Regions from separate parts of the Homo sapiens genome. Here all the other regions are linked to region 2. The links are chromatin contacts, found by POLR2A ChIA-PET in ENCODE. All regions are on one chromosome and are shown on one strand. Each heading gives the region's core, a stretch centred on a gene start or an enhancer-like site at or near the end of the contact. The rest is flanking DNA. Distances are from core to core; before and after follow the strand shown.

Region 1 (3,350 bases), core at 627-3,126, about 17 Mb before region 2:
CTTATATGAAATGTATAGGTCGCAATTTTTTTTAAGAGACTGTGTTTCGCTACGCTGCTCAAGATGGACTACGGTGGCTATTCACATGCATAATCATAACAAGCTGGGCTTAAGCGATCCTCACGCCTCACCAGCCCTGTTGTAGTTTGAATGATAGGTACCACCACATCTGGCTCTGACAGGTTCATATTTTTGACATAAAGTTACAAAACACTTTATAATACTCTTGCCTTTTGTGAAAGTGCAGCCTAGTAGAGATGTCAAAGGATCTGTAATAAGTCCTCAAGCACTGCTCTGGGGCCCTGGAAGATTCTCCTACAGGCAAATGGATGAAAGTTATGTGGATTATATGTGTACGTAAATGTCGTTCAGGCAATGCATTTGATAGTGAATAGCGTGTATGTCTGTGAAATCTTTTGACAAATATTTGCTTCTAGAATTCCACATAACTGTCATTAGGCTCTGAAAGGATCCCTGAATGTGACAGACTTAAGATTGGTCATTTCTGACAAAAAGGCCAGAATTAACAATTGTTTGACAGCATGTTTGAGAGCAGGCTGGGTGGGGCTGGCCACTATAGTGGGAATAGCAATGTAGGTTCCAACAGTGGTCTTCTCCAAGCCACTGGGCCTTGAATATTGCAATACTTCTTCCTCAGTCAGCTCTCTCAAGTTATCCTTAGCAGATTTTTTTTTAAACACCTGCCACTTCTCTTCCACCCTTCAGCAGGTAACCAAGCTCTATCTGAAGCAAAACAGAAACCAACAGAAAGGAACTCTTTCACCTTCCTGCTAGAAACATCCACCTCTCTGTATCCGTCCTTTATCTACCTTTCCTCATTCTCTGTAATCACAATGAAGAAAGTATCCTTCCTAAAGCACTCTCCATTCCACCTTCTCCTCTTATTTCTCTCACTAGAGTGGCTCATTCCCATGGTATTTGCCTCCTCTAATTTTTCGCTTGTGAAAGCTAACCTCTCCGCACCAGGTACCGCTCTAGCAGCTGCCCTAGCTCTTTAGCCTCGATATAGTCAAACCTTCTAAAGGACTGCCTGCATAGCTGTTTCCTCTTTCTCATCTGGATCACCAACGTTTGTCATATAGCAGGCACTGCACCGTCATGTTTAAAATATACAACAGACGGCTAGACAGGATTCCGAGGGTGTAGACAATAAAGTGATCTACAGTTTGTAGCCTGGGTGTTGAATGGCTCACTGGGTGGGGAAGCTGTTATCTTTCTGCTGTGCACAGGTAATTTGATATATGCTTTCATTCTGAAATAAAGTTGTGGAAAGGCAGTAGTACGCAACAATTAAGAAAACACAAGTGGGTAAACAGTGGTGCCGCACAACCAATCAACCCCTCACATGACTTCGGTGCGCATCACCCAGGGGCCGCATCTGCCACTCTGCCCGAAGCGCGGTCAGCGCCCACACTGGCCCTTCCGGCGGAACCCGCCTCGCGGCTTCGAAGTGGCCTCGGTTTCCGAGTCAGGGGTGGTGACAGGGGTGGAAGGTGAGGGGAAGAGCCCAGCGGCTCCCGGCCAATGGCAGCTCTTGAACTTACACCTCGAGACGTCAGCGCGGCTGTGTAAACGGATGTCACACAGCTGGCTCGGAAGTGTCTCCTCCCGCCTCAGAAACGCGGCGCACGCCCAGCAGCTTCGGAAAAACCTTAGGCGGTGGGAGGGAGGGGCGTGCGCCGCACCCCGCAAGCCCAGAGCTCCGTGCCCTAGCCGGCCGGCTTCTTCCCGTAGTGCCGGTGTGACGGCCGTCCCGGGTGAGCAGCCGGGTGCCGGCGTCCCCGCCACGAGCGCGCCACCGCAACTGGCTCCGCCCCCTGCCGGAACGGGCCGCGCGCTCCTGCGGCTCCGAGCAGAGTCGCGGGTGCGCGCGCCGGCGGCGGATCCGCAGTTAAAATGGTCCGAGCGGGACCCGGCCTTTCCCCGGCCGCTCCGCTGACTGACTGAGCCGGCTGGCCGGGCCCGGACTGGTCGCCTAGCCGGCAGGCTCGCTCGCTCCCTCCCTCGCGTCCCCAAAGCTCGCGCCCATCGTTCTCCCGGCTTCCCTGGGCAAAGCATGTAGCCCCCGTCGGGCACTCCGGCGGCCCGCAGCTGACGCCCACCCCCCACCGTCGCGTGTGTGCCCGTGTGTGCGTGTGTGTGCGCAGGAAGGGCGACCCCTCCGGGGGCCGAGCCAGCGAGCGGCCTGCCCCGCTGCCGGGAGCCCGCCTCTCTGGGTCTCCCTCCCTCCCGTCCCGGTCCCCCTCCTCGGGGCCTTCTATATGGGCCACCTTCTCTCGAAGGAGCCGCGTAACCGCCCGAGCCAGAAGAGGCCTCGCTGTTGCAGTTGGTGCCGCCGCCGGCGCCCTCTCCTCAGGCTGCCCCGCCGGACCCCAGCCAAGGTGCCCCCTCAGCCGGCGGCGCCCCGGAGCCGGGACTGCTTCTTCCGCGGGCCCTGCATGCTCTGCTTCATCGTGCACAGTCCCGGCGCGCCCGCCCCCGCCGGCCCAGAGGAGGAGCCGCCGCTCTCGCCGCCGCCGCGGGACGGGGCCTACGCTGCCGCCTCCTCCTCTCAGCACCTGGCGCGGCGCTACGCGGCCCTGGCCGCCGAGGACTGCGCCGCTGCTGCCCGCCGCTTCCTGCTATCCTCGGCCGCCGCCGCCGCCGCCGCTGCCGCCTCGGCTTCGTCGCCCGCCTCCTGCTGCAAAGAGTTGGGGCTGGCTGCGGCCGCCGCCTGGGAGCAGCAGGGCCGAAGTCTCTTCCTGGCCAGCTTGGGGCCGGTGCGCTTCCTGGGGCCGCCCGCCGCCGTGCAGCTCTTCCGGGGGCCGACACCGTCACCGGCCGAGCTCCCTACGCCCCCCGAAATGGTGTGCAAGCGGAAGGGGGCCGGGGTCCCCGCCTGCACCCCCTGCAAGCAGCCCCGCTGCGGCGGCGGGGGCTGCGGCGGCGGCGGCGGCGGCGGTGGCGGGGGAGGGCCTGCGGGGGGAGGCGCTTCGCCGCCCCGGCCCCCCGACGCCGGCTGCTGCCAGGCCCCGGAGCAGCCCCCGCAGCCGCTCTGCCCTCCGCCCTCTTCTCCCACCTCCGAAGGTGCCCCCACCGAAGCTGGCGGGGACGCTGTCCGAGCCGGGGGCACCGCCCCCTTGTCCGCCCAGCAGCAGCATGAATGTGGCGACGCGGACTGTCGGGAGTCCCCCGAAAACCCCTGCGACTGTCACAGGGAGCCGCCCCCCGAAACCCCAGACATCAACCAGCTGCCGCCGTCCATCCTGCTCAAGGTGGGTCTGGGCGAGAGGCGCAGGGATGCTCGCTTTCCCCCACCCCCGGCCCCCGCCTCCGAGGCTTTCTCTCTC
Region 2 (3,327 bases), core at 640-3,139:
TAAAAATTTACACCCAGCATTCCTTATTTTAAAGGAATGACTATCTGTCATTATGATAGGTATCGAGTCAGGTTTAGAAGCCATTTAGGATCAGTAATTTTCTTTTCCGAGCATCATGTCTAACTTTGGAACGTGCATTCAATGAAACCCATGCCAGTCAAATGGAATTGAAAAGTATAGGGCACACTGGATTTGATTTTTGGTTAGAAGAGAGAGATAAAGGGTTGTCAAAAGGAGAAGGAGTCCTGAGATTTCCAATCTATTGTTTAAATGGTTACATTGTGGAAATATAGGAGACTCTAGGCTTGTTTTTCTAAGTTTCCACCCTTTGTTAGAAGCGGTTCAATCCTGTTTCGGACCAGTTCTGGGGGGTGGTGAGGAGGGGCGCTTGTTCTGCTCTCAGCAGATTGGTTACACGCGTCAGGTGGTGGCGATGACTTAATTCCTAGCCCAAGAAGAATATAATGTTAAAACTGGTTATGTAATTTTTGTGCCTCTCCTTTTTAATGCAGTATTTAGTTCAGATGTTGGCGATTTTTCAGAAAAAAAATTAGAGACATATTTTACCTTATTTTTTATATTAAAAACGTACATCCTGGAGAAGTGCTGATGACTAAGGCAAGTGAGAAATGAAGGATGCTTTGAGGGACAGTATTAATGCATTATTTTTGAAACTATTAAGGTGAACTCAGTTCTTTAGCAGGATTTTCGTAGTTAGATACAGGTACTTTGCATCCTGAAATAACTAATTAATCTCTCCAAGTGTTAACACTGATAGGAGATGCAAATGCCTAATGACAGCCTTGGTATTTGTTGAAAAGCAGATAGATGACTTTGTGTTTGTACCTTTCTGAATATTGCAGCCTTTTATGAAACGGATGAAAGAAAACAGATTTTTCCTCAAGGGGTTAAGACTTGCAGTGGGGAAAAGTAGAACAACGAGATGTGAGGACAAATATAATTTCATTAGTTGCACCATGATTTCGTGGTAAAGAAAACTAAATGCCCTGCACCCCCAACAAAATGCCCCCCAAACCCTGCAACGCGTAGACGAGCTCAGTCTGGAATAGTTTCAATGACTTGAAACTGGGAGCTCTCAAACTAGCCTGGTAACTGAGACCCCGCCCCGGGCGCCCGGGATAGGCGGAGCCAGGTTTGTTAGCCTGTTGCTAAGGCGATGGCAGGCGCTGATTGGATTGGGCGCGGGCGGGTGGGGAGAGTGAGCTCGCGCCGCGGCTGGGGCGAGGCTAGGAAACCGGCGTGCGCCGGTAAAGGTTCCTCCAGAGCGACCCCCACCCAGCCCGTACTCACGTTTGTTCCCGGGCTTCTGGGGGCGCCCAGCCCGTGTCAACATCATGTTCTGTCGCCCCTCTTTTGGGCCTCCTAAGGGCCATCGAAAGGAAACGACTTCAGGCTTTAACTGAGTAGAGGGCAGACGCTCCTGCCGGCCTTACAGGTGCTGGATGGCCATGGACCCAACTTTAGCAGAAAATCCTTTTCAGATGGAAGTTGGATGGGAAGGGTTGGCAGGACCCCCGTTAGCTATCTTCCGAGTGGGAGGTGTCAGGGGACTCCTGTGAACGCTTGTTTTCCCCTTAGCTGAAACAAAGCTTGTTCCCCGACCTCTCCAGTCGCCACACTGTCTACCTTGAGTTGACCTGAGGGGACAGAGCAAAGGCTGGCCCGAGGAAGAAGGAAAGTGATTCCAATATCGAAATGTTGGGGGAGGGGGGGGCTTCGACGGGTATCCTCTGCCCCCTCCCCCATCGTTTTCCGAAGCCTTCGGGCCCCCGCCTCCCCTTCGCCACCCCAATATCCCTTGCCGAAACTAAAGGTGTCAGAGTGGCCCGAGCCAGATGGAACCGGTCGCCGGCTGGGGCGTGTAAAGCGGAAGCGCCGCGGCTCGCTCGCCCCGCCCCCCGGCCAGCAGGCTAGGTTGCGCGGGCACGGGCGCGAGCGCCGCGCGACGTATGCCGTATGTATAGCGGGGCGCGCGGGCGGCAGCGGCGGCGGCGGCGGCGCGCGGGCAGGCCGGCTGGGATCTGCTCGCGCCGGTTTAGGCCGGTCCTCTCCTGCTCCGGTCTAGTTCTTGATTGACAGCCCGGCACTTGTTTACCACGGCGCGGCCGCCGCCGCTCGCTTCAATGAGACTGCTGAGCTGGCACAAAAAGGGAGCGAAGAGGGAAGAAAGGGAAAGGAAGGCGAACTTCGGGCGCCTTCGAGGGGAGCGAATTTAAATGGCCCCCAGCTCATCAGCTAGTTTTTGGTTCTGAAATCCGTTCAGGGGAATTTGCACAGGGGACGAGGAAAATTGTATGGAGACATAAGCGAATCACCATGATTTTTAAATGAAAGTATCGACGTATACATGCTTTTTTCCCCCTTTTTCTCGTTTAATATCAGGGAGGCATCACGTTTTTTGTGTATATCCAATACTTTGCTGAAGGAAAGTTAAATAATGTGCCAGTTTTTTCTACTCTGGGGGCTAATCGTAAAGGTTTCTACACCAAGAAAACTTTAAAAGATATTTCTGTAATTATTTAAAACGCTAAATAGGCACTTTAATGATCTAGAACCCCCTCCCATATTTTCGATTATATTTATTTTCATGCCACTTGAAAAAAAATAATTTCACCAAAAAAATTGGTTGTAAAATGAAAGGTCATCCCTTTTTTATAGAAACTGGAAACTATTAATAGTTAGACTTCATTTTTTTCAAGGATGTTGGAAAATATTGTTTCCTTATAAGCCGACACCACCTAAATGCGGTTCTTTGTAATTATCTAAGGTATAGTTTATGCAAGTTTTAGTCGTTGCTAGGACCAACTGAGTGTTGTGATCATTTTAGATCAATAAATAATTATTTTTAGTTCAATAAATAATTATTTTTAGTTATAAATCTGACATTAAAATCAATGTGTGGCTTTTTTTTTTTTTTTTTTTACTCCGTCTATTTGACAAGGTTTTCTAGTGGTTTTGGAGTATCTATTCTATTCACATCTGGTATTATTATTCCCTATAAACTGACATATTTTAAGAGGGTTGCATGAACAGTTTTTCTTTGATACATTATAGTCTTAATGTGATAAATTTAAGCAAACCGTTGGAGACAAAGGATAGCATTGTCTTACCATGATGTGAGACCCGAGCCTTTTGAGTATATATACTATTTTATAAACAGATGCTTTGCAGTTTGGGTCATTTTCCATTAGAAAAAATAAAAAGCCTGTGGGGTGTGAGTATTCATTATCCCCATTTTACAGATAAGGCAGCTGACGACAGGATTTTTATTTTGTCCAGAGGAAATGATGAAGTTAGAATTAGAAC
Region 3 (2,958 bases), core at 138-2,637, about 18 Mb before region 2:
TTGTTTTTTTTCAAAGAGGTACTTGGATGGTTAAAGTCAGAACTCCTATAGCAACACGTGTGAAGGCAGAGTAATATCAAGCAAGGAATGGTTTTTTGGTAAGAAACGTACTACAGGAGTGGGCTGGGATTCAGATTGGATTTCACAAAATGTCTGGCAAATTCTCATAAACCTAAATTTCTACAGTAAATTTTGGGTAATTTATTTCCATCAACAGCAAAAAAAAATTAGTCTCAGTTCACTGGCAAGAGAGTTCGCTGTTGTTAAGGGGACAGCACAAGAAGTGGGGCTCTTAATTCGCGGGGGAGGGGTGGCGATGAATATATCCTGGGCATCAGGCGACGGGTCGGGGGTGGGGAATAAGAGAAGACAGAGGGACTGTAATCAGATAAGCGGACACGTTTCAAGATGAATAAAGGGAATATGTGCGGAACGAAGAAACAGTTTTGTATCACTGACATAATTAACTAAACTGTTACCCAGGTTTAAATTAAGCAAGGTGTCCGGGGACTGCAGCTGTTGTATTTATTTTGGTTGCATGTGATGGGAGCTGTTACTTCCCGGCTTGACAAACAGCCTCAAGATGCAAGCTGGGAGGCTGTGGTCAGCCCAAGGCTATACAGAGGAAAGGCAGGCCTCCTCTGAACCCCGCCCCAGCAGAATAAGAAGCGAGGGGCAAGGGTCAGCGCGGAGAGGGAGGGTGGAAAGCGCCATATAGTGCCCAGGGTCAGGGTGGGTAAACAAGCCTTTCTTCGTGTCATTTTTTTTTTTTGTCTCACCGATATCTGCATTGTAACTGAACTTTATGCCAGGAGACCTTAACCTTGTTAATCAGGTTTCCAGTCGAATCAGGATCGATTTTAATGCCTCCATTTTGGTTGTTGCTGTTGGAATTTCCGAAAAAGCCTAACTGCGCCAGTCTTTCTGTTAGTTCTCCACACCCCCTTCCCTTTCCGAGACCCCGCCCTTTTCTCTCAGCCCAAACCACAAAAGGCCGCGCAGTTTTAGCTCCTACACGGTGCTCCGCCCCCTCCCCAAACGTCGCAGTACTGCAGGGAAAGGAGGTGGGCTCGGCTGGGGCGGGGGACTGAGTCGGCTTCGTCTTTCCGCTCTTCAGCCAATTGGTGAACTCCCCCTGAGGGAGATGGGGGAGCAGGCTGTAGAGAAGGTCCAAGTATTTTTCCCTTTTTCTGCCACGTCCCAACCATTGACGTGAGCCCACTCCTCAGGTTCTGATTGGGCGTATGCATTGTCCCCCAGCAGAGACCCTGTAAGCTGACTGGTCATCTCTGCTATGGGGGAGGGGCTTGCGTACTCTCCTCCTTCGCCTCCACCGCGGCGCAAGGGGCGGGACTCACCGCCACCGCCTCTGCTTCCGCCGCCGCCACCGCCGCCGCCGCCGCCACAGCCGCCAGCCGCTTCGCGTTCGGCGGGGGAGGAGTTGGAGGCGGAGAAGAAGGCGGTGGTGGCGGGTGGAGGTTCGAGCGCTGTTCTCGCTCCGGAGCCGCTGCACATTTCGGTGAGGGTTTTTTTTTTTTTTTTTCAGTCTGGCTTGTTCCGCTGTCGGGAGTGTGGGGGTCGGGGCGAGGAAATTGCTGCGTTCAGCTCCTCAGTTTCTCTGTCTCTAGCTTCGGAAGGAGCGGGGCTTGTCCCTGGCCTGCTGCGCCGGCCATGGTGGGTGGGGTTGATGGCTGTGGGAGGCCTTCTTCGCCTCCTGGGCCCTGTCCAGCCCGGACCCGGGCCGCGCTCCTATCCGGGACGGTCGCGCCCGCCGCCCCCCGACAGATGACATTGGTTGGTATCGGGGTCTTCGCTGCCGCTCTTTACTGCTGCCTCTTCTGCTGTCCTTGGTGACTTGGCCAAGGAGCCCGCTGGCTTTCCCCTACACTCGCCACTGTACAAGAGTTTGCCCCCCAACCAACACCTCACACCCACCTTCTGCGGTTTCCCGTCACCCCGCGTAGAGCGGAACCATCTTACGCCACAGGCCTGCAGCACCCCTCCCCCGAGGAGCCTTCTGTTGCCGTCGTTTTGCTGGGCGTCTGCATTTTCCCCGATTGTCAGTGAGGCTCGGCACGCAGACACCCCGCTCGAGCCGCAGCAGTCGCTCTACTCCCGGGATCAGCACCTTTCCGCCAGGGCTGCTCTCAGTTAGCGATGTCAGGCCAGAGCTCCTCTTGCAGATGCACCTTTAATTTGGCCTCCCTCAGATGACTGGTAATCATTTTGCGCACATTCAAAATGGTGAGGTTAAAGACGCTCAGACCAAGTTGAAGCAAAGGGGAGGTGGTAAATAGTCGTTTTGCAGGGAGGAGAGTAATCTGAGAGTTCCTTCTCCGGACATTAAAAAAAAAAAAATTTACATCCGCATAGGCGCTTCTTTTGAGTCTGCTGGTTCTGTGAAGTTTAAAATTTTCATTGCAGGCTTAATGTATTCTGTTTTATCATGAAATATTTGGTCACATTTCTTTAAAATGGCAGTCACCTTTGCTGAAGGCTACGGATCATTTGAAGTGTATGTGAATAAACCTGAGGATAACAGTAATAAACGTTTAAACTGTATTTTTCAGTGTTGTAATTGTCTTTTGGGGTTCATGTCATTTTTATATGAGATGACCACTTAATTTTAAAAATTCATTGCAGACATGCAAGTTTGATGTACACTTCAACAATATAAATAACGGACTGTTAGGTAAAATTTAAATATTTCTTTTCATCCCCCAGTCCCACTCCAGTGTAAAGTTGACAGTTTAGTGTTCATTTTTCAAAATCTTGCAAATGCACTTCTAGACACATACAAGTACACGTAAAGTTTTTTTTTTTGAGGGAGGCTATACCATATACCAAACATGTTTGCATACCGCTTGCTTATTGACTTAATTACATATGTTGGACATTTTTACTTTTTACATATAGGTCTCCCTAATACTTTTTAAAAGGCTAACTGGTATCTCGTGA

The links. ChIA-PET counts read pairs that join two places held with the same protein, here RNA polymerase II (POLR2A).
Region 1: POLR2A ChIA-PET joins it to region 2 with 11 read pairs in CD4-positive, alpha-beta T cell. The contact joins the promoter of FBXL17 here to the promoter of ARRDC3-AS1 in region 2. POLR2A ChIA-PET finds 5 or more read pairs at or near these places in 10 of 52 experiments (CD4-positive, alpha-beta T cell, CD4-positive, alpha-beta memory T cell, CD8-positive, alpha-beta T cell and 7 more).
Region 3: POLR2A ChIA-PET joins it to region 2 with 51 read pairs in PC-3. The contact joins the promoter of PJA2 here to the promoter of ARRDC3-AS1 in region 2. POLR2A ChIA-PET finds 5 or more read pairs at or near these places in 6 of 52 experiments (CD4-positive, alpha-beta T cell, CD4-positive, alpha-beta memory T cell, CD8-positive, alpha-beta memory T cell and 3 more).

The regions. Positions count from the first base shown.
Region 1 is chr5:108,380,624-108,383,973 of GRCh38, reverse strand. FBXL17 (F-box and leucine rich repeat protein 17) reads left to right here and starts at 1,876. Exons shown (of 9, transcript NM_001163315.3): 1 at 1,876-3,275. The coding sequence starts at 2,283. RefSeq lists an enhancer at 1,506-1,625 and silencers at 1,726-1,975, 2,176-2,925, 2,946-3,025.
Region 2 is chr5:91,378,909-91,382,235 of GRCh38, reverse strand. ARRDC3-AS1 (ARRDC3 antisense RNA 1) reads right to left here and starts at 1,889. Exons shown (of 3, transcript NR_027435.1): 1 at 1,312-1,889. The region is part of intron 1 of ARRDC3 (arrestin domain containing 3); the gene reads left to right. RefSeq lists silencers at 1,158-1,227, 1,848-2,027.
Region 3 is chr5:109,408,403-109,411,360 of GRCh38, reverse strand. PJA2 (praja ring finger ubiquitin ligase 2) reads left to right here and starts at 1,387. Exons shown (of 10, transcript NM_014819.5): 1 at 1,387-1,519. RefSeq lists enhancers at 753-932, 2,043-2,162, 2,203-2,302 and a silencer at 1,443-1,522.